Regions from separate parts of the Homo sapiens genome. Here region 1 is linked to region 2. Evidence: read pairs that join two places in POLR2A ChIA-PET (ENCODE). Cell type or tissue: Panc1. All regions are shown on one strand.

What was found. ChIA-PET counts read pairs that join two places held together with the same protein. Peaks named below come from ENCODE experiments on the same cell type or tissue, not always from the same donor. Only the 100,000 strongest peaks of a DNase experiment are listed, where the experiment ranks them.
Region 1: POLR2A ChIA-PET joins it to region 2 with 7 read pairs; 2 of 35 experiments call an interaction of 5 or more read pairs at or near these places.

Annotation. Positions count from the first base shown.
Region 1 is chr5:168,650,873-168,653,372 of GRCh38, forward strand. No RefSeq gene overlaps it. Among named protein-coding and RNA genes, the nearest start is that of SLIT3-AS2, 55 kb to the right of the region's middle. In Panc1, no CTCF peak of the experiment used is centred here; a DNase peak (open chromatin) is centred at 946.
Region 2 is chr5:169,537,913-169,540,412 of GRCh38, forward strand. All of the region lies in intron 2 of LOC105377714 (a long non-coding RNA gene), which reads right to left. The region is part of intron 3 of LOC105377715 (a long non-coding RNA gene); the gene reads left to right. Among named protein-coding and RNA genes, the nearest start is that of SPDL1, 45 kb to the right of the region's middle. In Panc1, no CTCF peak of the experiment used is centred here; no DNase peak of the experiment used is centred here.

The sequences.
Region 1 (2,500 bases), 890 kb before region 2:
GTTTTTAACCCACGATGGTCACTATTATGACTAGAGAATGATATGTTCTTTCACAGTGGGGCTAGAAGGAGAGGGACACAGGGCTAAAGGATTTTTCCAGACAGTAGATTGGTGCCTTCTATTGGGACTAGAAGTCTTTGCCTCCAACTCTAGACATTCACAGTTGTTTGGAAATAAGCAAAATTCTAAATCTCAGAATTTTCTTCTGTTCCAGTTAAGACTTATCAAGGGCTGGAGCGTCTGAACTAGATACACCAAAAATTTTTAGAGTGATGAGATGATGGAGTTAAACAAACTGTCCTGAACTGCATATCCAAAGACAAAAGCTAGGAGATAACAAAAACTGTCCTAAAACTGCATATCCAAAGACAAACTGTCCTGAACTGCATATCCAAAGACAAACTGTCCTGAACTGCATATCCAAAGACAAAAGCTAGCGTACCCCCAAACCCTACTTCAATGTAGACTCCCTCCCTCCCTGAGACCTCTGACCAAACCCAAATATATCTTGATTTTTTTTTTTTCAGACAGGGTCTCACTCTGTTGCCCAGGCTAGAGTATAGTGGTGAGATCACAGCTCACTGCAACCTCGACCTCCCCAGGCTTAGGTGATCCTCCCACCTCAGCCTCCCCAGTAGCTGGGACCACAGGCATGCACCACCATGCCTGGCTAATTTTTGTATTTTTTTGTGGAGATGAGGTTTTGCCATATTGCCCAGGCTGGTTTCCAACTCCTGGGCTCAAGCAATCCACCTGCCTTGGCCTCCTAAAGTGTTGAGATTACAGGTGTTGAGCCTCTGTGCCTGGCCTGGATTTTTTTTAAGGAGGTAAAATTCACATAGTAATTCACCATTTTTACAAGTATAAAGTGTGTAACTCAGTAACTTCCAGGACATTCATGATGTACAACTATCACTACTAGTTCCAGAACAGTTTCATCATCCCCAAAAATAAATGCCAGACCCATTAGTCACCCCCATTTCTACTTCCTCCTAGTCCCTGGCAACCACCAGTGTGCTTTGTGTCTCAATGGATTTGCCTACTGTGGACATATCATATAAATGGATATGTGGCTTTTTGTGTTTGGTTTCCTTCACTTAGCATGTTTTCAAGGTTTGTTCATTGCCTGGAATTATTCAGATATTCATTTTTATATAAACCCCTGTGTCTTTTTGACTTTCCAAGTGCACTTCGTCCCAGCAGGGCTTTCCTATCCGGACCCCAGAGCTTTGGTGAAATGTGTGCACACAGAGCAGGCAGGGGCACATTGACAAACTTCTGCTTGACAGTTTCTGTTTTTGCACCCTGTTAACAATGCTCTTGAGGCTCCACTATGTAGGATTATCTGTTTTTATACCTGAAAGTCTCCTTACCTCAACTGCTATCAAAAGATTTACATCTTTCTAAGGTGCCAATTAAATCCAACAAGGTAGCTGAGTGTGGTGGTGCACGCCTGTAGTCCTAGCTATGCAGGAGGCTGAGGTGGGAGGATCACTTGAGCCTGGGAGGTCGAGGCTGCTGTGAGCTGTGATTGCACCGCTGCATTCCAGCCTGGGAGACAGAGCAAGATCCTGACACACACACACACACACACACACACACACACACACACACACACATTCCAACAAGGTAATGTGTAGGAGGAAGTACCCGAGCTTTTCAGTCAAATGTATATTTGAATTCCACTTCAGAGACTCATACAGGTTTGGAAAATTGGAGAGAGGAGGAGAACTGTGCCTGCTTTGCAGGTGGAACCTGGGAAAGGGGCACATACACGAATCTCTTCCTGTGCCACAAGATGGCACAAAAGAAGTAGGGGTGAAATAGCTGCTCCATCCCGGGTCTGAGTCAGCCTTGAAGGGTTCCCAATACCCTGGGTAACGTGGGAGCAGTAGAATGATTTTTCTGTGCGTCTAAGAGTAGCAAACAAGTGGGTGAACAACCTCAGCTCTACCTCATTTCTTTCTTTTCTTTTTTTTTTTTTGAGATGGAGTTTTGCTCTTGTTGCCCAGGCTGGAGTGCAAGGGCGTGATCTTGGCTCACTGCAACCTCTGCCTCCCAGGTTCAAGTGATTCTCCTGCTTCAGCCTCCTGAGTAGCTAGAATACAGGTGCCCACCACCACGCCCAGCTCATTTTTGTATTTTTGATAGAGACAGGGTTTCACCATGTTGGCCAGGCTGGTCTCCAGCTCCTGACCTCAGGTGATCCACCCACCTCGGCCTCCCAAAGTGCTGGGATTACAGGTGTGAGGCACCGTGCCTGGCCTCCACCTCATTTCTTGTAGTGCCAGTATGGCATAGCAGCCTCCAGGTGTCCCCAGACTTCCAGGGGGAGCAGAGTCATGACATATAGACTCTGCAGACCTGGAAAAGATTTGCTGCAGAGTTAAAGCAAACGTAGTCTAGATGTCCAGGCCATCGTGGCAGCTGGCATGAATACATGAAGACAGCAAGGAGCAAACATCTTCACAGGATGTGAGGCACCTGGAACTCAAGGGGT
Region 2 (2,500 bases):
AAGGCCCCACCTCTTTATACCATCACATTGGGTATTAGCTTCCCACATATGAAAGTTGAGGGGATTCAGACATTCAGACTATATAGCAGGGTAGAAGTCAGAATATGCGGCAATGGGGCATAAAAACAAGACTTAAATTTCCAGCTGTCTTCACATTCAAAGGGGTCCCCTCCTATAGGTAGTTCAAGACAATAGTGCAATCTAGCAGGGCCAAGAGTGATGGTCAAAAGCAGTCAGATATATTACCAGAGACCCAAGTAATCAATTTATTGGCAGCAGGCCCTTCAATCTCTGTTATGGGCTAAATTGTCTCTCCACTCCCCCAAAAATGCACATGTTGAAGCCCTAACCCCCAGAACCTCAGTATATGACTATAACTGGAGACAGAGCCTTTAAGAGGTAATTAAATGAAAATGAAACTATTAAGGTGGGCCCTAATCCAATCTGGACTGGTGTCCTTATAAGAAGAGGAGCTGAGAACAGAAGGAGAGACACCAGGGATGTGCAACTAGAGAGAAAATGTAATGTGGGGGTACAGTGAGAAGGTAGCCATCTGCAAGCCAAGAAGAGAAGCCTCAGAAGAAATCAAAGCTGCTGACACTTGATCCTAAACTTTCAACCTCCAGATTTGTGAGTAAATACGTTTTTGTTGTTTACACCACCCAGTCTGTGCTACTTTGTGATGACACAGCAAACTAAGACTGTCCCTACCTGATAGTTCAGAGTAAGAGATGCACAGTCAACCTCAAGACTGGGAGCTCTGCATCCACCTAGATAGGGCTTATTAAAATCCAGGCAGGATGCCACGGCTCCTAGCCAAATAGAGAACTAGAATGCTAATCAAAATGCCTAGGTAAAACTGAAATTGCAGGAACAGGCCAATGGACGGGTTCGAGAGGCATTAAATCTGACATCCAGAGTAAAATCCTAGCTCTGCTTCTCACTAGCTGTGTGATTTTGTGTGACTTTAATAACTCTGAGCCTGGGTTTCCTCATCTATGAGGCTCCTTACCTCATGGAGGTAGCAAGTATTAAATTAAAAAGATAATGTGTGAGATACATTTAGCACAGTTCCAAACCATGGTTGGTACTCAATAAATAGAAGCTATGTGGTAGCTGAGTTTTGGTAGATGACACGTGCCTAGGGTTCACTCTAGTTAGAAGCTACAACTTTATACCTGGATCACTGCCCAGCCCTGGCTGGTGGACCTGAGCCTCTAGGCTGGCTGTCTGCCTTGGTGGAGATTAACTTCACTCTTGGGTTGTGCTGCAGTTCAAGGTCCATATCTGAGCAGGCTGAGAAAGCCAGGGCTGAGATTTTTTTCTCCATGCCCTTATACATAGATAAATCTATCCAACAGGGTCATCTTTCAACAAAAAGACAAAACAGGCATAAATTCCAACATCTTATTTAGTGCCCCCTTCAAAGCACCCTGTCCCTCTAGGCCTCCCTTGAATATTGGTGGAAGAAAGCTCCAGATGAGGAAATGCAAGAAATAGTATGCAAGGAAAGGATTATCATTTTGATATGTGGATGCCATTTGCCTAAAAAACAGCTTTTGAATAATCAGAAACAAACTAAAAAACAGCAAACTAGAGCTGTACATCAGAAATGCCCCAGACCACTGCTACAACAAAATTTAAAAGATCTTTTTAATTAATTATGATTCTAGGAAAGGAGTTTTCTTAAATGAAAGCTAGATTTTAAATCACTTATTGAAATTCAGTCATGTTGTAGGGGTGGGTGGGAATCTTTTTTTAAGACATTTCTGTCAAGGGTGACTTTGTTTACTGTTTTGTGTTTTGTTGTTGTTGTTGTTGTTTTTGAGACAGGGTCTCACTCTGTTGCCTAGGCTGGAGTGCAGTGGTGCAATCACAGCTCACTACAATCTCCATCTCCCAGGCTCAAGTGGTCCTCCTCCCTCAGCCTCCTGAGTAGCTGGGACTACAGGCATGTACCACCATGCCCAGCTAATTTTGTAAAAAATTTTTATTAGAGAAGAGGTCTCGCCACAATCCCTGGGCTGGTCTTGAACTCTTGAGCTGAAGTGATTCTCCTGCTTCAGCCTCCCAAAATGCTGGGATTACAGGTGTGAGCCACTGCACCTGGCCTTTGTTTACTTTCACTGCTGAATAAGAAACCCATTTACAATGCCAAACCATGATAACAAAATTGATCCTGTTATGGCAAATGTCATTGCCCTGGCCTACAGACTATTCATTGCAAACTACATTTAATAATAAACATTTGCAGAACCACCAAGAATGGAAAAACTATGAGTGCCATTTCCCATTCAAAGGTCTACAGGAAACTGAATGGGAGACCCACACAGTGTAGGAGGGTCTCCGCTGTTGAACTTGGTGGAGTGTATACTTAGCATATCTCGAGGGAGGATGGCTGGAAGTGGGTAGGGAAGGAGGAATCAGAATCATGGGGGAGTCAAAATAGTCACCAGGAAAACAAAATAGAAGTGTGAGGCAGGGAAAGAAATCGAGAGGT